2 separate regions of the Homo sapiens genome follow, and region 2 is linked to region 1. A link is a loop called in an ENCODE intact Hi-C map of the cell type or tissue named here. Cell type or tissue: GM12878. All regions are shown on one strand. Each heading gives the region's core, and the rest is flanking DNA. Links, peaks and the distances in the headings are about the cores only.

Region 1 (10,539 bases), core at 1,046-9,045:
AGTGCGTCTTCGGTCCTCCCCACCCTGGGCACCAAGCTCTAAACAGAGCGTTCTGTGAGTGCAGGGTGCCAGGGAGGAGCCGAGCTGTGGATCCCATCTGCGTTTTCCCACAGCAATACCTCAGATGACTGTCATCTCCACACTATTTATAGCAAAGAGCCAGGCCAAGCATGGCACTTCAGGTCCTCTAAATCTGCCACTGCAGCTCTCTCCACTTAGCAAAATCTGAATTGCAGCCTGTGAGTTAAGACAGTTGTGTGGGTTGGGGTATCGTGTGGAGGGAGAGTAACATGTTTAAAAGCAGAAAACATCCCTTCCTGGGAGTCACCATTTTACAGTATTCTCAGGGAAGACCTTTGCAGCAAGCAGCCCAGACATAGCACACTGCAAAGCAATTTCTAAAAAAAATGTATTTTATTGTCAATTGACAATTTGTAATTGTATATATTTATGTGATACAAAGTGCTGTTATGATTTATGAATACAATGTGGAAAAATTAAATTAAGTGAATTAGCATATCATCACCTCAAATACTTTTTGTGGTGAGAACGTTTATTTTTTAGCAATTTTGAAATGTATAATACACTATTATTAGCTATATTCACCATGCTGTGTAACAGAGCTTTATAAAACACCTTATTCCTCTTGTCCAACTGAGATTTTTGTATCCTGTGGCCATTATCTCCCCATTCCCCACCCACAGCTTCTGTAATGACAGTTTTACTCCCTGCTTCTATGAGGTCAATTGTTTTAGATTCCACATATAATTTGTCTTTTTGTGGCTGGCTTATTTCACTTAGTATAATGTTCTCCAATTCCACTCATGTGGTTGCAAATGAACAAATTTCCTTTTTTTTTTTTTTTTTTTTAAAGAAAAGGCTGAATCGTACTCCATTGTGCATATATCCCCCAGTTTCTTTATCCATTCTTGTTGATAGACACTTAGGTTGATTCCTTATTTTGGGTATTGTGAATGATGCTGCAATGAACATGGAGTGAAACATCTTTTCAACTGATTTTAATATTTTGGGTAAATATCCAGAAGTGGGACTGCTGGATCCCAAATCAGTTTCATCATAGTCCCCCAAACCTATCTCAGAAAAGGCAGCCAGGTACGGTGGCTCACACCTGTAATCCCAGCACTTTGGGAGGCCGAGGCAGGCGGATCACCTGAGGTCAGGAGTTTGAGACCAGCCTGGCCAACATGGTGAAACCCTGTCTCTACTAAAAATACAAAAAATTAGCCGGGCATGGTGGCAGGCACCTGTAATCCCAGCTCCTTGGGAGGCTGAGGCAGGAGGATCGCTTGAACCCGGGAGGCAGAAATTGCAGTGAGCCAAGACCACACCATTGCACTTCAGTGTGGGCAACAAGAAAACTCCATCAAAAAAAAAAGAAGAAGAAAAAAAGAAAAGGCTACTCCTTTCCTCACAGCCACCCAAGCCAGAAATCTGGGCCTGTTCCTAGATGCTGCCTCCACCCCAGCCAGCCAGTCACCTCCTTGCCAATCCCAGTGTCCTGCCGTGTATGTTGAGCCCTCGTCACAGTTATCTCCTCCAACATCCTCAGGCCCCCAGCTCCTCCAGGGCAGGCACCCCTGGCACTCATCCCAAGTCTCCTTCCGAAGCTTGCCTTGTCACCCCTCCACTTAGAACCCTCACTTGCCTCCCATTGCTCTCAGTCAGGCCCCTTGAAATGACTCCCAAGTCTCTTAATAATAGCTGACTCTTACATGGCACTTACTGTGTGTTAGAGACTGTTCTGAATACTTCCCATCTCACTAGCTCATGTAGTCCTCCCCACAACCAGGTGAGACAGGTGCTATTGTTATCCACACTTTACAAGAAGGAAACAGAAGTCTAGGGAAGTAGGTAATTAACATTACCCACAATCCGTGGGCAGGACCGGGATTTGAATTGGCAATGTGGCTCCAGTGCCTGGGTGCTCCACATTGGGAGATGGTCCCATCAGGAGGTCGTCTCTTGACATCTCCAACAAGCCATCCCTTTGCCATGTTACTACCATTCCAGGTAGCCTGAGTGCCCCCAAGTGACCAAGGAAAAGCTTACCCTTAGAGGGTCTTTACTCCCAATGCCCCCCACCTTCCCATCCTCTACCTTTTTGTTGTTTAAAATTCAGCTGACCTGTTAGTTGCCACCTGGGAAGGTCTGACCACTTCATTCTTTATGCCTCTCATACCTCAGAGAGCTGCCAGGGCATCTCTAATACTTCATATTTCTCAAACAGTAGTTCTCAAACATTGTATATCTTGGTTCCTGTTATACTGTGTCTTTACTTCTGATTCTTGTGCTTGGCACACAGCACTCAGTACATGCTGCCGAATATTTAAATGAATAGAAAGTGCTTTCCAAAAACATGATGGAAATGTTCAAATTTGGCAAGAAGTGGCAGAGGAGTTCAAGCAGCAGATGGAGGTTGGTCCGGACGACTGGAGAGCCCTTCTGGCATTCACAATAAAAGGAGTCTCTGGCTCTTGCAATAAGCAGTGAAGAGTTTTTTAAAGAAAGTAAAGACCAGACAGAATTGAAGGAGGATATTGGGAGACCCAGCTTTTACTCCCAGTTTTGTGACTTATTCGTAACTTGGAATAAGTTACTTCCCTCTCCTGGTCTCAACTTCCTTCATCATTAAAAAGGGAAAAAAATAATACCTGAATAAATGGATGCCTTTCCCTTCTCTCCATCCAGTCCCTGAAAAAGCCAGTGCCAGGGGGCCGGGTGGGGTGGCTCACGCCTGTAATCCCAGCACTTTGGGAAGCCGAGGCAGGCAGATCATGAGGTCAGGAGATCAAGACCATCCTGGCCAACATGGTGAAACACTGTCTCTACTAAAAATACAAAAAATTAGCTGGGCATGGCAGTGCATGCCTGTAGTCCCAGCTACTTGGGAGGCTGAGGCAGGACAATTGCTTGAACTCGGGAGGCGGAGACTGCAGTGAGCCAAGATCGGGCCACTGCACTCCAGCCTGGCAACAGAGCAAGACTCCGTCTCAAAAAAAAAAAAAAAAAATAGGCAAGCCAGTGCCAGGGGAACCATGCACACACACACACAGATCCGGCCCAGTGGACACAATGAGGGCAAGTAATGGAAAATAACCCCCCCACCAAGCCATAGGGTCCTTTCTGTTCCCTCAACCATGGGCCAGGGACTTGGATTTCAGTCCTGGCTCTGCTGCCAGCTCTCAGGGACTGGGGCTCTTTTCTTCTGCAGGGAGAAGGAGCTAATCCTCCCTGTGAGAATCAGATGCGATATGGATATGGAAACCCTACCCACACAAGGCTCAAGTCTACTGAGGGAGGCACTGGACTGAGGCTCAAGATGAGTCAAAAGTCTTGGTTCTAGCTGGGTGCGGTGGCTCATGCCTGTAATCCCAGCACTTTGAGAGGCTGAGGCGTGGGGGATCACTTGAGGTCAGGAATTCGAGACCAGCCTAGCCAACATGGTGAACCCCCATCTCTACTAAAAACACAAAAATTAGCCGGGTGTGGCAGCGGGCACCTGTAATGCTAGCTACTCAGGAGGCTGAAGCAGGAGAATTGCTTGAACCTGGGAGGCGAGGTTGCAGTGGGCCAAGATTGCGCCACTGCACTCCAGTCTGTGTGACAGAGCGAAACTCCATCTCAAAAAAAAAAAAAAAAAAAAAAGGCTTGGTCCTGTCTGGTACTAGCTTTATTGCTTTAAGCAAGAAATATACCCTCTCTGCCATACTTTCCTCATCCATAAAATGGGAATGGTAACTAACATTCCAGCAGCGTTGGAGGGGCTCCGATGAGGCAATGAGGATGGCCCTGGTGGGCATGCCTGCACAGCTACTATGGAGATGCTTAAAAGTCTGGTTCATGTAAACTCTTTGGTCACGTTGAGCAAACCTCTTGTGCTCTTTGGGTTTTGGTTTTTGTCCCCTCACATCTACCCCCAAGAAGTTGGACATTCTGATCATCTAAGGAACTGGGCTGGCCCCACCTCCCTTGTGGGTCTGCTTTGTATGGCCAGTGTCATGCACAAGCTGATTTGGTTTTTGTTGCAGCTCGTATTCATCGATCTGGTGGCTGCAGGTCTACCGCCTCAGCTTGGGAACCTGAAGACATCTAAGTATAGACGGACTTTTTTTCCCTCCACCATAGCTTCCTGTCTCTGCCAACACCAGCAGGCCTCTCGACTGCCACCTACTGGCTCTACAGACTTCTTTGACCTTTCTCTTGTGGCTCATAGAGCTTGCTGCTTGGTCTTATCTGCAGACACTACAATTAATTTCAAAACACTCTCCCTTGTTACAACAAACAGAGCCCCTCCTGCCCCTCCCTGCATCCTCATCATCCTTTAAGCTAACGTCTCCAGCCTGCAACCTCCTGGCTAGTGCTTTCCTCTTCATGGCATTTAACTACTTTGTCACTTGAACAGTGTTGAGCATAACTGTCTTGCCCCCGGGGAAAATGGCAAGGTTAAACATAAGGGGATACAGATACTGCAGGGTAATCTTTCGGGTGGAAACTCTCGTTTATATAGGCAGGAGGTAGGCCAGGAGCTCCCAGACATAGCTGGGGGAAATGTTTCCACCTGGTTAAGACCCTAATCTCATTAAGAAGACTGACTAAACTTTTAACTCTTATCTGAACACCGGAGTAAAGATCTTCAACTGGAGCTTCTGTAAGCAAAGAAAATAGCCGACTTATAACGTGGGACTGTGTGGTCAGCCACTTAGCAGATATCTATGAATGAATCTCCACTACCACAGACCCTCATCAATGAACACTGACAGACTGGAGGGCTGTTGTACAACTCACACATACTGTCCTTTCAAAACAACAGACTTCAGACTCTGTTAACAAACCAATTAGTGCGAGGTTTCACAGTGCTTTCTCAGCAACAGTGCTGGCCCCTGGTCTACAGGGAAAAGTGCCTTATATCTTATCTCCATTCCTTTCCAGTGAGGAAGAGGAGGCTTGCGGACCTGACTGGGCCCATCATTCCCAAGTGCCGGAGTGGTGTCTAGTGTGTGGCGGTGGAGTCCATGCCTTTGAACTGGATGTGTTCTATTGATGACCTGTGCTCTGCAGGGGAAACCAGAAGGCAAAATGCTGGCAGCATGAAACCCTTTTGTGGTTCAGTTCTTTATGCACTAAGGTTTTAGGTTGACTAGTGGTTGTAGTTGAAAATTTTATAAAATACCGTTAATGTGAAGTTTTTCTTTAGTCACAGAAGTTGAATCTGGTTATTATTTAAAAACTAGAAGCCCCCAAACCAGCAGATCTTACTGAAGATGATGTTCCAGCAGCAGCGACTTAGCCCCAGGAGCCCAGTTTCAATGGCCTTGCTGTGTGGTGTTTCAAGTGCATTTAAAATGTGTGACACAGAAACGGCACACTCTTCCACATGCTTTTGAAGTATTATAAAACACTTTATTACAAATTTGTCTTAGCTATTAGCAAATAAAACTGATTATCATTCTTTATTAACCCTCCTTGGAATTTTGAAAACCTCGATTAAAGTTGCCAAATTGATTACTGGATCCAGAACACAATTTTCCCCTCAGAACAGATAGACAGACTGAAGCCACTGAACTCTGCCAGGAGTCAACATGAGATTCCTTTTGCTGGATATGCAGAAATGATAGGAAAAAAACCAATGGTGAAATTTCAAGTTTCAAAAACCAACCTTTCATTACCAATCCCAGGCAACAAACATGTCCCTGAGTGTTCTTTAAGAACATTTGGGATTTATGTACAATTTAATACTGGAGTTAGAACTTTTTCCTTATTGAATGCCAACCTTATGATGGATGTGAAAATCTACGGCCAAATACTTTTGAAAACACCTTTCTATATTGCACAGTGGGCAAATGGCTTATGTGAGGTAAGACACTAGAGGGATAAATTTCCAGATCAACATGGCTATGGTATTTAGTAATGGCCCAGCTTAGAGACTTCAGCTACTGATCTCATCACTTATTAGACAAATTGCTGCTGACCTTACGCCTGTATATTAAGCCTCCGCAGGATGCCGGACAATGGTGAAGAAACTCCAGATATCAAGGAATTGGGAAATCCTGGCCAAACCACCCCAAGATGATTACACTGAAATGTAGTATTAGTACTGCTGCCAGATCTCTTTTTAACATCATGTGCGTCTCTTGGGATCCAGCAAAAGTGTTAAGCCACAATGCCCTTGTGCCTTTTAATATACCACAGTGCCAGTTAAACTAATATTTTTGTTTGTTGCTTTTGGGAGTTATTTTCATTAGTGATTTCAGCAAATCTCATGATAAAGGACAAGGTCAAGAACTCCAGAGCACTGAGCAGAGAGGCTGGTGATGAAAAGGTGAAGGCCTGCGCACTGAACTGTAAGGCAGTGGGCAGTACAGGGTAACTGGAGGCGGGGCCAGGGCCTCAGCGCTATGGAAGAGTGTCCACTGAGGCTGCACATGGCCCAGGAGTGGCACCATGTTGCAGGGACAACCATCCCCATTTGGCTTCTCCTTAAAACACAATTGCAGCTGCATTCTGCATCGCTGAAAACTGCAATATAATATTAAATCTGTTGGTCTATGCATGGCTGCGTATGTGTTTCTTGGAACCTGTGTGACAGGGACATGTGCCTGGCACACTGGCCAGAAGACTGGGCAGCCACCATGGCAGTGCTGGATGACCTCAGTAAGAATGTGTCATGTATTCCAGGTGCTGATCTAAAAACTGTGGCTCAAATGTCACCGAGCTTATATGAAGCTCCCAGAGAGAACATTTAAAAGCTCAGAGAGTAAGTGCTGGGGAAAGCAGAGCTATCAGAGGAAATCTCTCATAGAAACGAAACCAAACCAACAGAAAATGAAGAAGGCCACATCTTTAAGGCCACCTCTGCCTCTATCAGATGAGCTGCTGGTCTAGATCAGGGGCTGGCAAACTTTTCTGTAAAAGGCCAGACAGTAAAAATTTCCGATTTTGCAGGCCACATAGTGTCTGTTGCAACTATTCAACTCTGCCATAGATCATGTGTAAAGGAATGGGTGTGGCTGTTCAATAAACTATACAGTTGACCCTTGAACAATATGGGTTTGAACTGCATGGCTGCACTTATATATGGATTTTTTTCAACCATACAGGTTGAAAATACAGTATTGGCAGGGGGCGAAACCTGCGTACATGGAGGGCTGATTTATCACATACGTGGGTTCTGTAGGGCCCACTGTGGGACTTGAGTATGCATTGGGTTTTTGTATACTCAGGCGTTCTGGAACTATCCTCCATGTATACCAAAGGATGGTTATTTCTACAAAAGCAGGAGGTAAGCCCAATGCACAGCTTGCAGATTCCCCTCAGGCGAGAGACAGAGGTTAAGGGTAGATGGCAGATGACCTAAGTGGCTTGTTTTAGGAGGCCACTCCCAGGGCCACAGCTTTCATGTGTTTGCCACCAGGGTAGAAGGTCTGCTGACAAGGGCAATGACTACTAACAGCCCCAGCTGCATGGAACAGAAAGGGCATATGCTGTGGCCACCAGGCTCAGGCTCTATCCCTCAGCAGCTTTGGGATCCCATGCAGCTCACCTATTTTCTGTGCTCTAGCATCATCCAAATCAGAATGTCTCAGGTAAGTGGTAGACAACGTGACTCCTCCCCTCCCGCTGTGAAGTGTAGACGGCTGCCACGGTGGCAGCGGCCAGAACTGAAGTTCCCGATTTCTCTGTTTCTGCAGTCTTGCCATGCTTTCTCTGTATAGTCACCCCAAACCTACTTTTACCGAGGGCCTGGGAAAATGCCAAAGGTGCTGCTCACATAAGCACTGGCCCATCCTCATCAGCATCAGGCCCTGGCTCTGGGCTCACAGGCTGTCGCACATGCTGCAAGAGTTCCCTAGGTATGCGTGGCCGTCGGGCTGTGCACTCGCATTCCTCTTTAAAGCTGTCTTGCATAGGGCCTGAAACTTTCCTGCTCCCCTTGTCTTGACATGTGACACAACAGGCTGTGAATCCTTGTCCTTGACAGGCAGGGCAGGTCAAAACGAGCTGGCGGCACTGGGGAGTAGAGCAGAGTTTATACTGGTCCCAGCGGGCTCCACAGTATGAACACTCTGGGGAGGAAGGAAAAGCCATCATTATAAACACATACATTCACACACACGTGGACAGGCATTGCTCCCTTTGCTGACTAGAATCTCGTAGATCCTGTGGAACCCGGGGAAGGTTTCCAAATAGTAAGTCTTCTGTCTTCTAGCAACAACAACTAACCACCACCCCCACCACCCAGCTTATTTTTTTGTGGGGGTGACTTCTGGTAACTGTCTGCTTCCAGTATTTACTGACTTTTTTTTTCTTTTTCCCATCTAGAGAACAGGTGGTAACTAGATGGTAATGAAAGTTTCTCTCTCTCACCAGCTATTCCAAAGCTGGCCAACTACCTCCCAACCCCCTTGTTAAGTGGTCTTTTCCTCTTTGATTGTTCCCTTTTCCAGGGGGGACAACACACCTAAATACAGGCGATAACCCACCTACAGTGAACATGCGCAGTCCACACCCCTCTCCCCGAGGCCTGTGTCTCTCCTGCTGTTGCTAGGGCACTTGACCATCTGATTCCTAAAACTCACACCATCTTCTTCACCTGTTTTTCCCTGATGACCTCCTGTTACTATTGATAACATCATTCTTCCTCACTTTTCCTTACCTTGCTTATCTAAGCTACCTCTGAGCCTTCCCTCTCTCCTTCATACTCACACGCAGGTACCCATCGAGTCCAGCCAATATAACCTCTGTAAAATCAAATCTACTCTTTCTACTTGTTTAGAATTTATACTCCATCTAGCTCCAAAACAGATCGAAGTAGTGATCAATAAGAGACAACTCAAAACCACTAAAATGAAAATAAGACCAAGAAAGTAGGAGAGGACAATCAAACGCAAATCTTACTCAAATGTGCATGCCACCTGGGTCCACAGAGAGCTATGAGTTCCTAAAATCATGTGTGCTACGGATTTACTTGGTAGTCTGGTGAAGACTATAGATCCTGGCCTAGAAAAACTTTTTTGAGACAGGGTCTTGCTGTGTCACCCAGGCTGGAGTACAGTGGCATGATTTAAACTCACTGCAACCTCAACCTCCCGGGCTCAAGCAATCCTCCTGCCTCAGCCTCCTGAGTATCTGGTACACACCACCATGCTCAGCTAATTTAAAAAAGTTTTTGTAGAGACATAGTGAGCTATGTTGCCCAGACTGGTCTCAAACTCCAGGGCTCAAGTGATCCTCCTACCTTGGCCTCCAAAAGTGATGGGATTACAGGCATGAGCCTCTGTGCCTGACCTAGAAAAATATTTTTAAATGCATAAAATATGTAAGATTACAAAGGAAACCAACTATACAGAAATACAAAATATCAAAGTCTTTTTCAAAATCTGTAATATATAATAAGACGTGCCATTTATTAACACATTATATATCAACTCTTAGTGGTGGGCCTAATAACTATTTTCATTTTGAAGCAGTGATGAGTATAAATACTATTTTGAGATATCTGAGGCAACTAGAACATGATATGAAAGTATTGTGAATCCTACTGAAGACAAAGTCACAGGTACATTAATACAACTGGTACTTTGTTGCCTACATTCATAACTAAAGGAAATGCTTCATTTTAGTGAGGTGTTATTGAAAACAAAGATACAATTATTTTTCCATCCAAATTCACAGAATCCCTGAAATCTATGTACCAATTCCAGGTTAAGAGCCCTGAATTAGCCCAGTAGTACAGCTCTTGGCAGGTAGACAGGCAGGCAGGGCAGGTGAGATGATCCCCATGTTAATGGGCTTGTCCAGCTAGCAATGGTGAAGCCAGGATCCCAACCCAGGCCTCCTGACTCCTGGGCTAGGGTTCTCTCAGCTCCACAGCTGGGAAAATGGTGGCACAATGTACTTATTTTCCCTGCTTATTCAGTGCTCAGTAATGAGCACTGGCCTGTCTTCCCTGTGTCATTTTTCTAGAATAGTGAACTGACAATGTGCTTCATTTCAGTTTGGGCTCTGAGCCTGTGCTGACCTACCTGACACCACATCACTGTTGTAGGACAGAGCATAGCGTTCATCAAAAACAAACAACTTCCCTTTGTAAAAGCCATCAGGAAACTCTTCCAGGTACTTGTGGATGCCACCCTTGAGCTGGAACACCTCCTTGCACACTCCCTAGGTGTGGAAAAACAACAGGAAATCTGAAGAGCCAGCAGAGACCTGTTAAGATGCTCACGGAAGAACGGCGCATGGCGAGGAGTGCTGACGTAGAGGACTCATGGCCGCTGCTATCAGTCAGGGGCTCCTGGCTCCCACTGCGGGACACTGAGGAATTGCTGACCAAGGGGTCAAGGCACCAACTGGCCAGATCTTGCCTCCTAGGGGGATGGGTGATGACAGCAGGCAGGGCCTTCACCCTCTAGATCCTGGGAAGCCCAACTATTTTTGCTGCCCCCTAAATATAGGAAGACACCTGTTGGGACATGTAATGTTACTGAATTTGCTCTTCTCAGGATCAAGCAAAAGGATCAG
Region 2 (8,000 bases), core at 1-8,000, 96 kb before region 1:
GGTGGCTCATGCCTGTAATCCCAGCACTTTGAGGGGCTGATGTGGGGGTTAAGGGGTTGGCTTGAGCCCAGGAGGTTGAGGCTGCAATGAGCCGTGATCACACCACTTTACTCCAGCCTGGCCAACAAAGCGCAAGACTCTATCTCAAAAACAAAAACAAAAACAAACAAACAAAAAACCTAAACATGAAAGGCTAAGGTGGGAAGATAACATAGGAAGATAACTTTATAACCCAGGAACAGGAAAGAGTTCTTAAACAGGACACAGAGTGCTGCCAATAAGGGAAAAGATTGCCAGACTGTATTTAAGAACACCTGTTTATCAAAATACGTTAATAAGGTGAAAAGGCAAAAGAGTGGAATATAACTGAGGATACACACACCATTGAATCTATTCAATACACAGGACTATCCAGAAGAAAAATGGACAATAAATCTGAACAATTCACAAAACAAATCCAACTGGCCAATAAATATGAAGTGATACTCAACACATTAGGATATAGGGAAATGCAAGTTTGAACCTCAATGAGATACCATTACTCACATATCAGAATTTCTAAAGTGTTTCAATTTTTGTAACTTCAAGTGTTGTTGAAGATGGGAAACTGCACTGTACAATGGTACTATAACTTTGGAAGAGTTCAGGCTTATCTCTGCCGAAGTTGAGGTTAGGCTTTCTCTATCACCCAGCACTTCCAACAGCAGGCTGTGCGCGTGGACAGGAGGATTCTGGCAAGGAATGTTCGCAGCAGCACTATTTGTAATAGCTAAAACCTGGAAACAACCTAAATGCCCATTAATAGTCAAATGGATTTTTTTTTAAACTGTGGCATATTCATACAGTGAAAAACTACAGCTGCATAAAACCACAGATTAACAACAGATTTGAACAAATGAAGACATACTACAGAGGGAAGAAAAAAAACAAGGACATGATCACCGTAAGGGTCAAGAAAGTGATCATCTTTAGAAGGGAGTTGGGACCCAGGAGGGACAGGTTGGCTTCTGGGCTGTAGGCAATGTTCTCTGAGTGACTGGTTGCACAGGTGTTCACGTTGTAAAAAGTCATGAAGCTGCACATTTATTTTGTTTACACATACAACATAACTTATGTTGTATGTTCTTATATGTTCGATTCACAACAAAAATGTTTTAAAATAATCTGAAATATTAGATCACTGCTTATTTTTAAATGTATGGCATATACCCCTTGAAAAGAGCGTTCTCATTGTGAGGACTTTAGAGAAATTCATTTTCTTGAGAAACAAAATTTGGTTAATGAGTGTTTCTCATTAATAATCTATACATCAGGATTAAGAGCTGATTTTATTAAGGTCTACCCTACCAAAAGCTTTCCCATAATAATCCAAAATAAGACGTTTTCCTATTTCTATATAAATTCCTTTGCATGAGACATTTGTTTATTAAAACACTTAAAATTGTATTTGGAATAAACCACCTAAAGTGGTTTGTTCTGAAAAAAAAAAAAAAAAAAAAAAGCCTTTTAAGAACTTGGGTCTTTTTGTTGTGGTCATTTAAAATCAGTATTTTAGACACTCCACTCGCTCTCAGTGTAGAGAGAATGTATTCGATTGCGTGTTGGAACTACGTGTAGACAAAACGATCGCGGTTAAAGCTTGCGGCTCAGAGCCCACCTGGCCGCGCTGCTGGGAAACGGACGGAGCGGCGCTTCAATCAGAGGTGAAGGTGCAGCAGCTGCTTAGCTGGCTTTGGTCCATCACTTCTGGGGACTTCAGATTCTCAAAATCTTAAATTCTAAACCCCACAGGAATGCAAATCTGCCCACCTTTTCCCACATAACTCTACCGTCGCTCAAACTCTTCCTGGTACCAGCGGGGAAGCGGAGGAGACCCAGGCAGGGGCCCGCGCTCGCTCGGCTGCAGCCCGACTCCCCTGCGCTCCCGGCCCAGGGCCGCGTCCCGACGGGGAAGTGCGCTGCGCCCGGGCGCCCCCGAGTGGAGGGGGGGGGAAGGAGGGAGCCGGCGGCGGGCGGGGCGGGGCGCGGTGACAGCCGAGCCGGGCCCGCCCCTGGCTCCCACCCCCGAGCCCACAGCTCCCGCCCGCCCGCGGCCGCCCGGGAGCTCGTCCAGCCCCGCGCTGCGCTCGCCCGCCCGCTGCCCGCCGGAGCACCGCGGCCTCCGCCCGCGTCCATCTGCCCGCCGCCCGCGCCTGTTCCGCAGCCCGCGTCCGCGCCGGCCCCACAGCTCTGCGTCCGGGTAAGCCCCCACCCCGCCTGGGGTCCCCCTCGCGCTCGCGGGGCTCCCTGCCCCCGCTCCGGGGCCTCAGCCATATCTGGGCAAAATATTCAGCTGTCGCCGCCGCCGCCAAGAGGGACTGAGCGTGGCTCCCTCTATAAATAGCTGCCGCCTCGGGTTGCCTCTGGGGCTAGGGAGCCCGGGTCTCGGGGTTCCGAGCCCAGCGCTCCCGTCCCCGCCTCCCCGCGCGCGCAGCCCTGGCCAGGGCGCCCTCCGCTCTGGACCTCCGCACCGCGTCTGTGAACGCGAGAAGGACCCGGGGTTCTGGAGGAGACGGCGCCCCGGGCTGGGGTCCTGGCGGAGGGGCGCCCCCGCCACCCGCAGGACTCCAGCGCGGCGGGGCTCTGAGCCCGCGGGGTGCTCAGCTGGGTACAGGTGCCAGCCGGAGCTGGGCTCGGGGGCGCGGCCTCTTCTCCGCCTGCAAGAGTCTGGGGGTGGGAGTGGGGGAGTAAAGGCTCGACTGGACGTGGATCCCAGGTTCGCGCTGAGAGTGTTTGGGGCAGGTGAAGTTTCCCAAACTGGGAGAGACAAGGTTTAAAGCACCACGACACGCGCTACGCGGCCAAGTGGAGCTGGAAAGAGCTTGGAGGCGGGAGCCCCAGGTTGTCGCCGGCTCTCGGCATGGCCTTGGCAATCCCCCTCTTGTTTCTGGATCTCAGTCTCCCATTTGTAGGGGCGAGGTTTGGTAGCCGCGATGGAGCTGGGAGCCCAAGCCCTGAGAGCTGCAGGGCGCGCTCTTGGCCGCCTGCGCTCCCCACACCTGTTCACCCTCTCCGGGCCTGGGACGCTGGGGTCCCAGCCGCGCACATGCGGAGACGCTGCAGAAATCGGAGACTGACTGCCCCAGACTCGATCGTATCCTGGGACTCACTAAGGCCGTCGGATATCCTAAGCCGTACAACCCTAGGAAGTGCACTTTTGGGGTGCCTATGGGCATCTCTCTGCTCCGTAGCCGGCAAAGCAGCCTGTGAGCCACGCAGCTTCAGATGCGATGAGCTGGGCAGGGGCAGTGGTTCCAGTACAGCCGCTCCCTGGCCACAGTTTCCCGGTCTATATCGGGCCTATGATGCGTCCTCCAACCTGCGCAGCGCCGCCCCCTCCTACACCCTTCACCCACCGCTACTATTACAGACCCTGTCTCCAGCCCTCGCCCTATGCCCTCAGACTCTCGGAGACGACCTGGCCCAAGCTCCTCCGTGTCTGAATCGCAGAACCAGACCCTGAACCCAGGTGCTGGGCCCTCAGCGTGAGAACCCCTAGGGCCCCCACCCCATCTTTCTTCCAGAGGTGACTGCCATTTTGTCCTCTGTGCAGGGCCGCAGAGCCCCCTGCTCAAGGTCACACAGGGCCGGTCACGCCAGAAGTTCTGCAGTCTCCCAGCCTTTCCCATCTCTTTCCGCACCCTTCCCACTGCTCAGGCAGGTCCGGGAGCTCTGGGAGCACCCGATCAATGCCCCCTCTTCTTGAATCTGCTGCTGTTCTGGACTTTACCTTGTCTGGACAATAGCGCCCTCATCCTGAAGTTTCCTTTTTGCTTCTACTTTACTTTCTGTTATGTGTTTTTTTCTAAAGCCATCTCAAAGACTTACAGAAAAAAGAATTAACGGGAAATGGAGTCAGATAATAAAGTTTCCATCAGTTAGAGCCACACAACCAACAGGCAGAGTGAAAACAAGAATACTGTCACTTTGGTGTATTATCTTTAATGAGCTAGTCTTACAAACCCGTGTTTTAGAGAGTCATTGACCCTTGAGTTTCTCCCAGCCTAAGATGAAAGCCAGTGTCCTCTAAAAATAGCCTCCGCCCCACCTTATCAGGGTCTCACACCTTCTCCCTCCTTCAGGGTAGGGCGTTTTCTTGCAGCTCAGCAAAAACAGAAAACACAAAGTAGGTGTGGCAGCTCTGAGCAATGGGAGGTGGACTGGCCTGGAGGTTAGGATATCTGGCTCCAGCCCCAACTCTGCCACCCACTCAGAGGAACCTTGAGCAATGAGGGGGCAGACAAGGTGGTCTCTAGTGGACCTGGAGTGGAGAGGGCTTAGAGTCTTCCTTGGAAGCCTTTCTAGCATGACCCATCCTGTAAGGAGGAGCTGGGGAAGGAGTGAGAGACAGTGGCTTTCCCAGGTGCCAAGGGAGGACAGAGGTGGGCAGTGTCACTTGCTGTGGAGAGACAGGAGTAGGGGGATGAGGACTGGGAAAAGACCATCAGGATTGGCAGGGATCATGAGTGACTTAGACCAGGGTATTGCAGCAGGCTCAAAAAATGAGATCTGCCAGTGACCCAGCCTGTCTGAGCCTCGTTTTCTCCTCATACAATGGAGACAACAATAGCCCCATTTCATAGGGGCTGCTTGTGAGAATTAAGTGAGATGATTCAGGGCAAGCCCTCAGCCCAGAGCCTGATATTGCAATGATAGTATTCGTTGTGGTGAGGGGGAAAGGCAGGAGCTAACAGGAGCTGAAGAAGTTCTCCACTTCTTCAGGCTGTAGGCTGAAGAAGGCTCTCAACAGAGCCAGCAACTCTTTCTAAAAGCTTGGATGAGAAAGGAAGGGAGAGGGAAGGTAGCAGGAACTGAGGACAAGGAACAGAAGGGAGGCAGGCATTCTAGGATAAAGAGTATGGCAAGTAGTGAGAAGAACCCAGGAGAGGGGAGAGAGTTAAAGGGGAATCTAAAAGGTGTGCCCATAATGAGGATTGGGGACCTTCCTTAGTGACTTGCAGAATGTCACAGACTCTGCAGGTGGCCTTCATCCCCTGGAATGAGCAAAAAAAGGTAAAACGAAGCAGATCCTGGCTCAGACCCCTATGTCTCTGGCAGACCAGTATCTGCGATGGAGGATGGTGATGGGCTGTGAAGAGTGTTTTGACCCTGCTCTGGGGCCTCATAACCTTGGCTTATTTATTTCTGAAATGACATCATCTATCGATGACTCCTGCTGAGCCCGGTCGTAATGGCCTTTTCCAGTCAATGTTTTGACTTTTCAGTCTTACTAATGGACCAGCCAGGCTGCCAACATTTCTAAAGAGGCCAGTTTACTTTTCCCTTAAAGCCAGAACACCAGATAAATCAATTATTGGGCTGCTAGGAGCCATTATCAGTTTAAAACCACAGGCCTGTTTCTATGGAAAAGCATGAACCAGATAGCACAATTCCGGGCCATTTCCTCTCTTTTGTTTTGTTTTGTAAAATCTTCCTTTGGCTAATCATGATAGAACCTAATTCTCTTTGCTCTTAATGAGAGAATGAGCTCATTGGAGTCAACTTAGGACACGGTCTGGGAGGTTTTCTTTCGTGTTAGGTGTTGCTGGGTTTTTGTCTGATCTGAAAAACTAAACAAACTCAAGCATGCCTTTTGTTTCTCCTTCTCTTATGTCCTTTTGGTTTTCTTTCAGAGAAAAAAATGATTTGTGAAAGGGTTGGACATTACCATCTGTGAGGAGGAAAGAGGGAGGGAGAGGGAGACAAGGGCTTGCGTCCGTCCACGCATGTCCATCCCTGTCTCAGTTCATGTTCTCAGGGGCCCCAGCCTCAGGCCCCACTCACTCTGGGGCTTCAAGGGTGGTGACCCCAGGGCCGTTTCTAGCGATGATTCTGGAGGGTGATGAGTTGTGACCACTGCGTTGTTGCTCTCCATGCCCAAAGGAATGAAGGAAAGCAGAACTGCCTCTGGGCATCCTTCAGCCTCCTTCATAGACTCATCGCTGCTGCCCATCGCTTTGCTGTTGGTGCCTTGGTGCCACTCCTACCCCTATTCTCTTTCCACCGCACACTCTCACAGTCTCATTCACTCCCACGACTCCAGTCACCTCCCAACTCCCTAATTCTTGCATCAAGCTGGACTGTGCTCCTCATCTATAGACATCTCTGCCTCCTGATTCCTTTCTCTTCACCACCCCATTCATTTGCCCACCAAGTCCTGTCAATGCTACCTTCCTTAATTTCTCTTACATCCATTTCTATCGCCACATCCAGTACCCCAGTAAGGACTTCCTCTCTCCCCTAAGCTGCTCTCAGAGCCTCTTAAAGGTATTTCTGCCTCAAGTCATTCCTTCTTCCATGCTGCTCTTAAAAGATCTTCACCTGCGTCAATTGTCTCCCTTCAGGGACTCCCCATTTCCTAAGGGATAAAGACCAGATTCATTAGCCTCTAAGACCGGGCCTCAAGCTACTTCTCCAAAATCATCTCTAGGCACTCCTCCAAATTCTCTTTACCTTCTGGCCATGGCAAAAGCATGCTGTGCCTTCATGCCTCCCTGCCTTTCCCCTGCTGTTCTTTCGGCCTTCAGTGCTGTTCTCCCTCTTCTCAGTCTGTGAACTTGTAATCACCCTTAAAAGCAAAGTTCTTCATTGATTTACCTGTACCCCCACAGCCCCCTGTGCCAACTCAGAGCACCAGCCAGAGTGTGTTCTAAATGGAACCACCCAATGATGTATCTCTGTCTCTGGCTAGACTAAAAGCTCCCTGAGGACGAGGTTTCTGACTCATTTATTTCTGCTTCCCCATGTGCAGCTCAGAGCTTAATGTGTGACATAGTACAGGCACTTCAGGTTTTAATAAATGGCTGACCACCGAATGAATGAATGAATGCATGAAATAAATGAATGAAGGCTCTGTGATAACCAGGACAGTCACACAACACCAACCAGCATTTACAGCATGTTCTCCTACCCGACCAAATCATCAGCTCTATGAGGGCAGAGACCACACCTATTCTGCTCCCCACTGCCAGCTCTCCAGCTCCTATCAGCCCCATCATGATACGTAGCTAGTGTGAATCCAAGAGCTCATTTGAAATTCACAGTAACCCCATGAGGGAGGAACAGCAAGTATTGTTACCTACCTTTTGTAATGGGACAGTGAACCCTAGTAGGAATTGTCCCAGGTCATCCAATTCCAGAAAACTGAAGTGCTCTCCAGGGTTTGACAAACTTGAGAAATGAGTCTTCTTGTTTTATATCCGTGCTTCTCTAACTTTAATGTGCATTGAAATTACTTGGGATCTTTTCAGAAATGCAGATTCTGGTTCAGTAGGTATGAGATGGGGCTTGAGAGTCTGAGTTTCTAAAAAGCTCCTTGCTTCTAATAAGCTCTAATAAGTTGATTAGAAAATAAACTTAATAATTCCTAATAAGCTCTAATAAACATCTAGTCAGGTGGTGTTGACTAGTATCTACAAACCACCACATTTTGAACACCAAGGTGAGTGCTAGTTACCACAAAGCTTCCTCCTGGCCATTGCATTAAGATAGTGGATTTTTAAATCTACAAATGAATTCATTTGTGCCTTGGATCAAAATCAAGGGCTCTTTCTGGTCAGCAAACTTCTTGCAAGTTTGGATCTATGAGCACAAGATGGGTGCCTGGGCAGTGCTGGGATGGGAACCTGAGACACCTGAGACCCTGAGACATCAAAACCACTCAGAAGTGTGCAAAGTGAAGGTAAGAGAGAGGGAGACGTGAGGACAGACTTCCTCCATGCAAACCAAGAGAGATTTAAAAATTCAGAATGGATAGCAACATTGCACGCATTTGCTTATTATGGTTTTACATTGTATTCCACTTACAGCATTAAAAAGGCTTGAGATGGCTTAAAAAATAAACTACATGACCAATGCAACTAGTAAGAACAGAAATTCTAGAAAGACAGGCAGAAACCCTGAAGATTAAGATCACGAAACTCCTGGAGAATCTGATTAGAGCTTATGAATTCTTGCTCCAC

The links. A loop is a pair of places that touch in the nucleus more often than their neighbours do. Peaks named below come from ENCODE experiments on the same cell type or tissue, not always from the same donor. Only the 100,000 strongest peaks of a DNase experiment are listed, where the experiment ranks them.
Region 2: a loop joins it to region 1, with 2.5 times the contacts of the local background. A loop is called at or near these places in 42 of 110 quality-filtered maps.

Annotation. Positions count from the first base shown.
Region 1 is chr9:97,594,684-97,605,222 of GRCh38, forward strand. TMOD1 (tropomodulin 1) reads left to right here. Exons shown (of 10, transcript NM_003275.4): 10 at 4,951-7,060. The coding sequence ends at 5,015. TSTD2 (thiosulfate sulfurtransferase like domain containing 2) reads right to left here. Exons shown (of 10, transcript NM_139246.5): 9 at 10,044-10,182; 10 at 5,397-8,084. The coding sequence ends at 7,786. Among named protein-coding and RNA genes, the nearest start is that of TSTD2, 33 kb to the right of the region's middle. RefSeq lists enhancers at 3,935-3,994, 4,065-4,134, 4,225-4,274. In GM12878, for the core only: a CTCF peak has its summit at 4,182 (motif pointing left); a DNase peak (open chromatin) is centred at 4,138; H3K4me3 peaks cover 328 bases.
Region 2 is chr9:97,499,565-97,507,564 of GRCh38, forward strand. It overlaps TMOD1 (tropomodulin 1), which reads left to right and starts at 2,102. Exons shown (of 10, transcript NM_003275.4): 1 at 2,102-2,239. RefSeq lists a silencer at 1,919-2,638, an enhancer at 4,025-4,169 and a cis regulatory region at 4,088-4,105. In GM12878, for the core only: CTCF peaks have their summits at 1,959 (motif pointing left), 3,000 and 3,792; a DNase peak (open chromatin) is centred at 1,649; H3K4me3 peaks cover 3,638 bases; H3K27ac peaks cover 3,623 bases.